Regions from separate parts of the Homo sapiens genome. Here region 1 is linked to region 2. A link is a contact called in ENCODE Hi-C or POLR2A ChIA-PET data. All regions are on one chromosome and are shown on one strand. Each heading gives the region's core, a stretch centred on a gene start or an enhancer-like site at or near the end of the contact. The rest is flanking DNA. Distances are from core to core; before and after follow the strand shown. Region 1 holds the start of LINC02701 (long intergenic non-protein coding RNA 2701). Region 2 overlaps IGHMBP2 (immunoglobulin mu DNA binding protein 2).

The links. A loop is a pair of places that touch in the nucleus more often than their neighbours do. ChIA-PET counts read pairs that join two places held with the same protein, here RNA polymerase II (POLR2A). Pooled maps may share reads with other maps.
Region 1: a map of heart right ventricle shows a loop between it and region 2 (7-fold over the local background). The contact joins the promoter of LINC02701 here to the enhancer-like site in region 2. A Hi-C loop is called at or near these places in 2 of 168 maps with a recorded cell type or tissue (heart right ventricle and mammary epithelial cell) and 1 of 50 pooled maps. POLR2A ChIA-PET finds 5 or more read pairs at or near these places in 3 of 52 experiments (A673, K562 and Panc1).

Annotation. Positions count from the first base shown.
Region 1 is chr11:68,864,119-68,869,659 of GRCh38, reverse strand. LINC02701 (long intergenic non-protein coding RNA 2701) reads right to left here and starts at 1,300. Exons shown (of 2, transcript XR_950253.3): 1 at 1-1,300.
Region 2 is chr11:68,940,348-68,946,486 of GRCh38, reverse strand. IGHMBP2 (immunoglobulin mu DNA binding protein 2) reads right to left here. Exons shown (of 15, transcript NM_002180.3): 15 at 5,886-6,139. Among named protein-coding and RNA genes, the nearest start is that of MRGPRD, 38 kb to the left of the region's middle. Within about 2 kb of position 4,491, at least 4 of the 41 ENCODE cell types and tissues checked have a DNase peak (open chromatin) inside an H3K27ac peak, as active enhancers do.

The sequences.
Region 1 (5,541 bases), core at 51-2,550, 74 kb after region 2:
AGGCTCTCATCAGCTCCTTGAAGCACTTCTGAAATCTTCTTTATATTCATTGCTTTCCTTCTACCAACTCGTAGCCCCTGCAGAAGTGCCTCTTGGTACCTCTGCAAACGCTGAAGCTGAGTTTCATCCTCTGGGTCCTAGTTGGGATCCTGGTCATCATAATAGATAGGTCCTCGTGTCCCCCTGAGAGGCATTTGCATAGCTCCAGCACGGCCAGATCTGAGATGGCCCACTTGACTATCTTGACCTCCTTCCTGGCCTCTCAAGGCTCTGATCCTCCCCTTCGAGGTGAGACCTGGGGCATGTTAGCTCCTGAATCTGGTTCCTGGGGGGGCTGTCGGCCTCGGTAAAGCGGGGGTAGGCTGGGATATATGGAGGAAGAATTTCTGTTACCTTTGGTGGCTCCTGTAAAACTGGCTTCTCTTGCTGTCTCTGGGATTCCCTTTTAACTCTGTGTCTGCCGGCAAAGCTGCTCTTATTTTCACTTTTGGTTTTTTTTGCAATAAGCTGTTAAACAGGCCTGGATCAATGCTGGGTTTGGCTATATTATATTTAACTATGAGTCAATATAAAGAAATTGATCCAGGTACACTGGCTGTTCTCCAACCCTTGTCACCACCTTAAATACATGGCCAATTGTTCCCTGTCTGTAGTTCCTTCGGTCAGCCATCCAACACCAGAAGAGGGCAATTCTAATTCACCCAGAGTTCTCAACCTCTGAGGGGGTTAACTCTATAATCCCCTGCAAAACCTTTCTTAAGGTTCCGTAACATGCACTCCCACAGAGTAAGTTTTGATGTTTTGATGACTTTCCTCCCATTCCTCCCTTTACAACGCAGCACATTCACTCTTGCCTACTCACTCTTCCTCTCGTTTCGACCAACCACACTGTCTCCTATTATGGGGGTTTTCAGATGCTGCTTGGCTTTGGAGAGGTCCTTATTCCTGCTGCAACTCTGAGCTGTAGGGCAGCTCCTATTAGCCATATGCAGATCACCACTAGTCTTAGTCGGCCCCACCCTTTCTCGGAGCACACAGTCTACACTAAGGGATCTGTGACTCTTCACTTCGCAGCTGATGCGCCTAATGAGGCCTTTTCATTCACACACTTCCACACACCTTCAGTTCCCATGTTTGTAACTGGGGTGGCAAGCCACTCTCGCCCCCTCTAGTTCCCAGTTGGGGTGGCGAGCCACTCTTGCCACCTCCAGTTCCCTAGCCGACTTGGCGAGCCACTCTTGCATCCTGTGTCGGCGGGGTGTGAGTTTCATCCAAATTGACAAGCCACTCCAGTCACCCCCAGCCCCTCTGGTTCGGACTATTTGGCACACCCCGGGAGATGATCAGGCTCCCTTCTGTCCAAGGGACGGGTCCTGCCTTGAGCCCCCAAAACCTTACTGTGGTTCCTGAAGCGCGTTGTTTCTGAAATCATCCTGTAGTCCCTCTTTAGGTTCCGTTTCGCTGCTGGGTAGGGGTGCCAGGTCACAGGAGAGCTGATCTCCCCCCCAGGCTGAAGTTCTCCCGGTGGCACCTGGGGTCACAGGTTTCCTGAGACCCTCGCTCCAGCCCCCAGAGGCAAAGGAGACAGTAAGCCTGCCGTCTCCAGTCCCTTCGTGGTTGCCAAAAATGTTGCGGTAAACTGAGGAACGGAAAAACCAATTTGCAGTACAGAAGGATTTGTTTATTTTAGGTACGCACCGGCTCAGAGGATTCACATCCAAAAGCTGAGCCCTGAACAAAGAGCAGTGTTTTTATAAACAGCCTTACAGGAGCAAAATAAAAGCAGTAGCAAAATAAAAGCAGTTAATCATACAGTAACAGGTCACGTAATCTATAGCATAACATAATTTGTGACCTAGCCAGTGGCCTTGTAGCTGCATTGAAAGAAAAACAAGAACTGGCTAAATACAGACATTTGTAAAACATAATCATGCTAATCATGCTTAAGAAGCCTGGGAAAAGAGTAACAGTAAAAGAACCTGTCTTTCTTTTTTTTCTTTCAAGCTTGCTCTGGAAGGGAGGGGGGTGTCTGGAGCCCATTCCTTTGGCCTTGGCTATTTGGACAGCGTTATCTTCTAACTGTCCTTAAAGTGAGCTGCTAGGCAAGAGGAAAACTTGTTCTTTTCTTTTTAGCCTTTGCCTTGCCATATTCTGGGCCTTAGCTTTTACTTTTCTTGGCGTGAATAAATGCAGTACTGATTATTATTATTATTATTATTTAAATTTCTGCCTCATGATAGCAAGTGAGTAAATGCCCCTAGTCAGTGTCTCTCTTGCACCGTCTGAGGCATAAAATGCCAATAAGGACAGTGCTGTCAGCCAGCAACAGAGACAGACATTGCTGCTGGCTGTGTGGCCAATTCCCTGGGGTAGGCCCTGGACACAGCTGCAAGTCAGGCTGATGCCGGAGCCCTGGGTGTCGGCTCGGGACTGGGCTTGGCTTGCCTGGTGGTGGATGCAAATGCTCAGAGTGCATAAAAGAAGGAGAACAGAAGACACTGCACCAATTTGGATGGTGGGGTCACATTTCCTCAGCCCGAGGAACATCCTGTGCACCCCATCATGTCCAACGATGGGCAGAGAGTTATCCTCAGGGGAATAGTTGGGCAAAAAATTGGAATGGGCAATTGAACTGAAACATGGGTTGTCTAAAACACGGGGAGATAGGCCAGGCGCAGTGGCTCATGCCTGTAATCCCAGCACTTTGGGAGGCCAAGGCAGGCAGATCATGAGGTCAGGAGATTGAGACCGTCTTGGTTAATGCAGTGAAACCCCGTCTCTACTAAAAATACAAAAAACAAATTAGCCATGCGTGGTGGCAGGTGCCTGTAGTCCCAGCTACTCGGGAGGCTGAGGCAGGAGAATCGCGTGAACCCGGGAGGCAGAGCTTGCAGTGAGCCGAGATTGGGCCACTGCACTCCAGCCTGGGAGACAGAGCGAAACTCTGTCTCAAAAACAAAAAAACAAAAAACACACACACAAAAAAAAACACGGGGAGATAAAGCCATAAAGGGCTGGCCTACATGCCTTCACGGGTGTGTGTGTGCCTGTGCGTGTGTGCGCATGTGTGTGCATATGTGTGCATGCGTGTGCTCACACTCAACATGAATGGGGCTAGAGGAGAGTCCCCACTAGACATTCCTCTAGTGGAATCTGGGGAGGAGAAGGCAGGGGCGATGCTGGAATGATGACTCTCTCTTTATATATATATATATATATATATATTTTTTTTTTTTTTTTTTTTTTTTTTTTTTTTGAGACGAAGTTTTGTTCTCGTTGCCCAGGCTGGAGTGCAATGGCACGATCTCGGCACACAGCAACCTCCGCCTCCCGGGTTCAAGCCATTCCCCTGCCTCAGCCTCCGGAGTAGCTGGGATTACAGGCATGCGCCACCACGCCCAGCTAATTTTGTATTTTTAGTAGAGGCAGGGTTTCTCCGTGTTGGTCAGGCTGGTCTCCAACTCCGGACCTCAGGTGATCCACCCACCTCGGTCTCCCAAAGTGCTGGGATTACAGGCGTGAGCCACTGCACCCGGCTACTTTTTTTCTTTTAAAGAGTAAGAAATCAAAATGAAAATAGGGCCCAATGGTGTGAGAACAGCAACAAAAAGGTAGAGAGTAACTGACCAAATGCAGACAGAAGGGAAGGAAGGAAGGAGAGGAGAGGAGAGGAGAGGAGAGGAGAGGAGAGGAGAGGAGAAGGGGAGGAGAAGGGGAGGAGAAGGGGAGGAAAGGAAAGAGGAAAGGAGGGAGGGGAAAGGGGAGGGACAGAGGGAAGGTAGGAAAGGAGGGAAGATAGGAAAGGAGGGAAAGAAGGAAGCAAAAGGCATGGGAATTGTGGTACAGGATGTACAGTGTAGAACAGGCGAAAGGAAACTACCGTATTGGTAATCCTCCGGAGCAGTTTACAGGTAAAGCAGCCTGGCGGGCTGTTGGCAGTGCCCAGTGCCGGTAGCAGTGGGAGGCTTTCGGGAAGGCCCAGAGCTCCCACAGGCCAGGGTGGTCAGAAGGCTGGGGCCGAGGAGGGCCTGCTGGTGTTGCTGTGACAAGGCACGGGCCCGGAGTCCTGTCCTTCATCCTGGCATCCTCTCAAGACAAAGCCCACCAGTGTTGACCCACCTGGACGTGGGGGATAGAGCACCTAAGGGCCTCTAAACACCCTGTCACCCCTAGAGACTCCTCCCCAGCCCTGCCTCCTTCTTGTCACGTCCCCAGCCTTCCACGTGGCCACGTGCACCTGGCACCTGGGACCAGTGGTCATTATCTTTCCCTGGAGCGTGGGGAGAAGCTCAGGTCAGGTGTAGGGCTGGAGAGGAGGCCTGTTTTGCGGCCTCTGCAGTGTGTGCCCCTGCATGCGTATGCGCGTGTGTGAGGATGGGGCACCTGCAAGCCCAGGACTGCCACCTGCAGCCACCCATCTTACCTGGTGTCTTTGCAAGGGGGAAGGGCTTGCCCGAGTCAAGGTGGAGCAGTGAGGCCCCTGCCTATTTTCACTGTTTCTGGACTCTTTTGCGGTAGCCTATGACCACGGGTGTGATCATTTCACACTTCTTTCATTTCTTTCACTTTTTTTTTTTTCGAGATGGAGTCTCACTCTGTGCCCCAGGGTGGAGTGCAGTGGTGCGATCTCGGCTCACTGCAACCTTTGCCACCCAGGTTCAAGCGATTCTCCTGCCTCAGCCTTCCGAGTAGCTGGGATTACTGCATGCCCAGCTAATTTTTGTATTTTTTTTTTTTTAGACGGAGTCTTGCTCTGTCGCTAGGCTGCAGTGGCGCAATCTCGGCTCATTGCAACCTCCACCTCCCAGGTTCAAGTGATTCCCCTGCCTCAGCCTCCCAAGTAGCTGGGACTACAGGCATGTGCCACCACACCTGGCTAATTTTTTGTATTTTAGTAGAGACAGGGTTTCACCACGTTGGCCAGGATGGTCTTGATCTCCTGACCTCATGATCCTTCTGCCTTGGTCTCCCAAAGTGCTGGGATCACAGGTGTGAGCCACCACACCCGGCCTTTGTATTTTTTTAGTAGAGACAGGGTTGCACCATGTCGGCCAAGCTGGTCTCTAACTCCTGACCTCAGGGGATCCACCCGCCTTGGCCTCCCAAAGTGCTAGGATTAGAGGTGTGAACCCAGCCTCATTTCTTTCACTTTTTAGCTTAAATCCCTCCTTTAACCTTGTCATACATCACTGCAGCTGTGAAATCGTAGCCTCGATGTCACAGCTACTTATTGATACACATTAAAATAAATACCTGGCTGTGGATATAAAGCCCATGTGTTCATATCTCACCTGAGTCACATCTGGTGTCCCCAGCACCACTCAGACCACCTGCTGGGCTGTTGTGGCCGTCAGAGTGGAGCAGAGCTGGGTTGGGTTCCAGTTCTGTTGCTCATCTGCTATGGGATTTTTCAGCCAGTCCTCACCCTTCTCTAAGCCTCAGTTTCCACACCTGGGAAGTGGAGGGCCCCTGGCAGGTAAGGTTACAGAGAGGCCAGTTCTCCCACTCCGCCTGCCTTGGAACTACTGTCAGTCACTCTGG
Region 2 (6,139 bases), core at 3,242-5,741:
CAGACGAGGACCCTAGCAGGTCCACAGCGTCCCCTCCTCGGCCAGCTGTTTCTTTTTCTTTCTTTTTTTTTTTTTGAGACAGAGTCTCGCTCTGTCGCCCAGGTTGGAGTGCAGTGGCGCGATCTGGGCTCACTGCAACCTCCGCCTCCCAGGTTCAAGCAATTCTCCTGCCTCAGCCTCCCGAGTAGCTGGGATTACAGGCATGTGCCACCATGCCCGGCTAATTTTGTATTTTTAGTAGAGACGGGGTTTCACCATGTTGGGCCAGGCTGGTCTCAAATTCCTGACCTCAGGTGATCCGCCCGTCTCGGCCTCCCAAAGTGCTGGGATTACAGATGTGAACCATCGCACCCAGCCAGCCCTGTTTCTCTCTGTGGTCTGGAACACGGGGGTGTTTATCTTGAGTGTGGCTATATGTTTTCAAAACTCTTTCCATTTTCGCTGAGTCAGAGACGGGTTGTGGGGGCCGTGCCTCTAAGTGTAAACTTGCAATGTCTCCATGACCAGAAGGCTGCCCTCATGATGGGGACGGGAGGAGCCTGTGGTATTAGCGTAAGGATGGACAGATGAATGGCACAGAATTGAGAACCCAGAAATGAACCCCTCCATTTATGCTCAAACAATATTTAACACGATGCCAAGGAAATTCCGTGAAGAAACAGGAGTCTTTCAACAATTGCTGAGACAACTGGAGATCCGCATGCAACAACCAACCAACCAAACCAACCAACCTTTGGCCCTTGCCTTATACCAATACCATACATGAAAATGAACTCAAGATGGATCACAGACCTGAACAGAAGAACTAAATCTGTACAATGTCTAAAAGAAAACATAGGAAAAACCTCTGTGATCTCAATTTAGGTAAAGAGATGTTAGACATGACACAGAAAGCACAGCCATAAAAGAAAAAAAATCGATAAACTGGACTTTAAAAAATTAAAACTTTTGCACTTCCAAAGACAATATTAAGGAAATGTTGAAAGAATCCAAAGACTGGGAGATAATATTTGCATATCATACATCTGATAAAAGACTTCTATCCAGGCTATATAAAGTTTTGTTTTGTTTTGTTTTGTTTTTTTGAGACAGGGTCTCCCTCTGTCGCCCAGGCTGGAGTGCAGTGGCATGATCTGGGCTCACTACAACCTCTGCCTCCCAGGTTCAAGCGATTCTCCTGCCTCAGCCTCCTGAGTAGCTGGGATTACAGGTGCACACCACCATGCCCCCGCTAATTTTTGTATATTTAGTAGAGATGGCCTTTCACCATGTTGGCCAGGATGGTCTTGATCTCTTGACCTCGTGATCCGCCTGCCTTGGCCTCCCAAAGTGCTGGGATTACAGGCATGAGCCACCATGCCCGGCCTAAAGATATCTTATATCTCAATAATAGGACACTTCAATTTATCTTAAAAATGAGCAAAAGATTTGAACAGAAATTTCACCAAAGGGCCAGGCACGGTAACTCACACCTATAATCCCAGAGCTGCCCAGAGGGATCCCAGAGTGGGCTGAAGGGCACCACGCTGCTTTGGGAGGTTTTAGGCCCACATTATAGCCCTGGCACTTAAAAGGAATTGTGGTCACTGCTGGGAGCTTAGCAAAAGCTATATTCCCAGTATTTTGGGAGGCTGAGGCAGGAGGATGGCTTAAGCCCAGGAGTTCAAGACCAACCCAGGCAAAAAAGCAAGACCCTGTCTCTATGAAAATAATAATAATAAAAGAGGCCAGGTGTGGTGGCTCACGCCCGTAATCCCAGCACTTTGGGAGGCCAAGGTGGGCAAATCACTTGAGCCCAGGAGTTTGAGATCAGCCTGGGCAACATGGCGAAACCCCATCTTTACAAAAAAAAAAAATAGCCAGGTGTGGTGGCACGCGTCTGTAGTCCCAGTTACTCGGGGATGCTGAGGTTGGAGGATCCCTTGAGCCTGGAGATCCCTTGAGCCCAGGAGGTCGAGATTGTAGTGAGCCCTGTTTGTGCCACTGCACTCCAGCCTGAGCTACAAACTAAGACCTGTCTCAAAAAAAAAAAAAGAAAAAAAAAAGAAAAATTTACCAAAGGAGATATCTACATGTCCCGTAAGCGCAGGAAAAGGGTGCTCAGCTTCCTTAGTCTTTAAGAAAATGCAAATTAAAACTACAATGAGATCATAGTATATACCCACCAACATGGTGGTAATAGTAATAATAATCAGACAATACCAAATGTTGGCAAGAACAGAAAAACTAGAACCCGCATACATAGCTGGCAGGAATGTAAAATGGTGTAACCTCTCTGGAAAAGCCTGGTAGTTTCTTAAATGAATAAACTAACTTATGACCCAGCAATTCCACTTCTAAGAATCTACCCAAGAAAAATGAGAATGCATGTTTTCACAGAAGGACTTGAACGATGAATATTCATAGCAGCCTCATGGGTCAAAACAGCCAAAAAGTGGAAGCAATCTGAATATCCGATAGATGAGTGGATACACTAAATGGGTGTATCCATACAATGGGACATTGTTTGACAATAAAAAGAACTGAAACACTGATACACACCACCACATGGGCAAACCTCAAAAACATCAGGTGAAGTAAAAGAACGCAGATGCACGGGGCTGGATACGGATGTTCCTCGACTTATGATGGGAATATGTTCCCCACAAATCCATGGGGAATTGAAAACATTGCAGATTGAAAATGCTTTCAATACACCTGACCTCCTGGGCATCGTAGCTTAGCCTAGCCTACCCTACACATGCTCAGAACGCTTACTGAGCACACTTATCTAACACAGAACCTATTTGATAATATAAAGTGTTGAATTTCTCATGTCATTTACTGAATACTGTACTGAACATGAACACAGAATGGTGGTTTCTACTGAATGCATACAAGCCTTTGCACCATTGTAAAGTCAAAAAATCGTTACGTCAAAACCACGGGGAGTTGGGGACAGTCTATATTTATATGAAGTTTCCAGAAAAGGCAAATTTATAGGGACAGAAAGCTGACTGGTGACTGCCTGGGGCTGAGGGCAGGAGCAGAGATTAACTGCAGACCAGCACCCAGCAGTAGGGACGGGTAGGGGTATGTGGCCCAGCCCCATGTTTACTAACATCATCGAATCTGAATCGTATATTTACAACGAGTGCATTCTATGGCATGACAATTACACCTCAATAAAGCTGCACAACAGAACAGCTCATTGGCAGCTGAGGGCTGGGGGAGATTGTGAGCTGCAGCTTCAGTGGAGAAGGCCAGAAGCCAAAACCAGAGCCAAGTGAGGTAGCAAAGTAATTCATATCCCTGGGTAATGAAGAACTGGCCCCAATCTGCCCACCCACACGAGAGCCTGCTTCCCCATTCTGCTTTTCCTGCAAGCAAAGAAGTTTCCAGACCAAATAAGGCTGCAGCTTTTGCTATGCTCCCAGTGGTGACCACAATTCCTTTTAAGTGCCAGGGCTATAACGTGGGCCTAAAACCTCCCAAAGCAGCGTGGTGCCCTTCAGCCCACTCTGGGATCCCTCTGGGCAGCTCCAAACAAACCAAGGTAAACAGAGCAGGCCTGCCCTAGGCCCGCCCTTGGCCCACCCTTGGCCTGCTCGGCACAGGGCGGGGGCGAGCTGTGTTGGGTGCAAGGAAGCCAGGCAGACCCACACTGGGGGACCTGCGACTTCCACCAGCAGCTGACCGGTGGGCCCTTGGGACCTGGGCACTCTTGCCTCTGTCTCTGGTAGGAAAGGCCATTTGCTGAAACCCTTCTATAGCGGCATGTGCCGTCTCGTTCCTCTCCACTGCTGCTTTGCAAGATGACGAGGAGGAGGGCAATACATTTATTAGAAGCCAGGCGCCGTACCCAAGGCCTTGTGTGTTTGATCATTTCATCTTCACAGCTACCCTGAGACAGGTCTTGTTACTTCCCCATGTTACAGAGGAGGAAACTGAGGCCCCAAGGCACGCAGCACATCCCAAGTAAACTCAGGAGCAAAGCCCAGAGCTGGCAGGGGCTCCTGCCTGTGCCCACTGCCCTGCCCGGCACCCCCGGAAAGGAGCACATGGCAGGGCTACCTCAGGGGAGCCGCACGGGTGGAGGTGGGCAGTTCTCCTTAGAAGGGAGTCCTCTACTCTCTTCCACCCGGTTCCGGCCCGGGTGGGCTACAGCCTGCAGCTACTGTCAGCAAGACCACACTCCAGCTGGCCAGGGAGACGTTTGGCTTGGGAAATTTTTTTCCTTTTCTTGGGTTACCCTATCCAGGCCAAACTGTAGGGTACTTTTCAAACAACCAGCTACAAATATTTTCCTAACAAGGCCTCTCTGGGATGAGAAATGGAAACTTTTTATGTTGCAACCTTGGGTTCTGGCATTTTAACAATGCATCACCAAGGGCCGCGGTGGTCAGTGCTGAAGGGGAGAAGGCTCCATGCAGGAGGCTGGGGGGCACAGCCAGGGAGACGACAAACCCGGAGCCAGGTCCCGCAAGGACATGATGCTGCACTTCATGTCTTCCACTTAGCACAGCTGGCGCGGCAGCAACTGTTCCCGTCCTGCTTCATAGATGACAAACAGGCTCAGAGAGGAGAGGTGACTTGCTGAGGCCACACCTCAGTGGACGGTGGTGCTGGCTGGCGTTCAGACTCAGGTCCCTCCGATTCCAGAAGCTTCCACCCCCCACCCGCCCGGCCCGCCGCTGATGCTGGCTGCCTTCCTCTACTTCAAGCTCCTCCTGGTGGGACGGCCCACAGAAGAACACCTGGATAAAGGTACAGGGCTTGGATTCCAATCGTGCCTTCTCTAATGAGTGGGGCGACACTAATTCCATACTGCCTCCATGCTGGGAGGGGTATGCCCAATAAGATAAACAGATGTGGGCATGACTGGGTCAGCAAAGATTCTTTGGCAGCAAGTGACAAAAACCCAAGGCAGACTTCTTCAGCTAAAAAAGGGGATTTACTAGCTCAGGACACCAGGAAGAATGGGGTGGAGGTCAGGCATGGCTACATCCAGGTGCTCAAACAGTGTCATCAGGTCACTCTCCCACCCCCATTTTTGGGTCTGTTTCTCTTTGGCCTCCTTCTCTCCTGCAGACAGGCTACCTAGGAGGCAGGGAGTGTGGCTGTCGGCTGTCTCCCACCCAAGAGCCAACATCTTTCAGCATCCGTGTCAACCCCAGGGCAGGACTCTTATCAGCTGTTTGGATTCTGGGAAGTTGGGGAGCTTAAGCAGGCACCCCCGCCCCCGCCCCTGCAGGAAGAACACCTGTCCCTGTGTGCTGTGTCAACCGGGAGATGCTTCCAATGGTGCCCTCATCCCCCAAGAGCATCATTACACAAATGCCTCCCACAGCCACGGGTCCTCAAAGAGCATGAGAACTGCAGCCTTCTGTGCATGGTGCTCAGCACTTATGGAAGCAACCAGATTAACTCTGCCGCACTTGACACAAAATGCAGTAGAGTCCTGGTCCCCTTCCCAAACAATTCAGTCCAAAAGCCACTTGACGGGAACAGACAAGGACAGGACAGGGGGAGGAGGAGGGGCTCTAGTGGCCCAGGGTGGGGCGTCAGTCCGGGTAGGAAGGGAGAGTCGCCCAGGACCAGCAAGAACACGGCAGTCAAAGCGTGCAGGCCTGGCCTGAGGACACATTAGCCGAATGCGCTGCGTAAATGGCCTCTGGGGGACAGCCACCCTAGGTGCAGGTCAGGGAAGCTCAACCTCACTCAGAACCATCGGGGACATAAAAGGACATGAATGGGATTTAAGGAGAGAGGAGCCTGCACCGGGAGAGTCTGCCGCAGAGAGGTCAGAAGGAGAGGGGGCTTGAGAGACGCGGCGGGGAGGGCACAGCAGCTGAGCAGAACAGGCAAAGGGCGCGCCCCTTAGACCCGCAGCAGACACACTGGGGCAGTGTGCAACGTTTTCATTTAATTTTTAAATAATTTATATCCCTCTGAAACAAAACCCTGAGGCTCAGGTACATCATCTGAGGTTCTCTTAAATAGAAGAGTTGGTACAGGACACCGGAGAAGGCCGGGAGGCTCTGGATCGGTAAGTGCTGAAGATGCTGAGGCTGTGGGGCAGCTTTCCCGGGACAACCACGTGGGAGAGCCGGCTCACCTGGTCCCCACGGTGAGGCGCAACAAGGAGGGGCTGGCACAG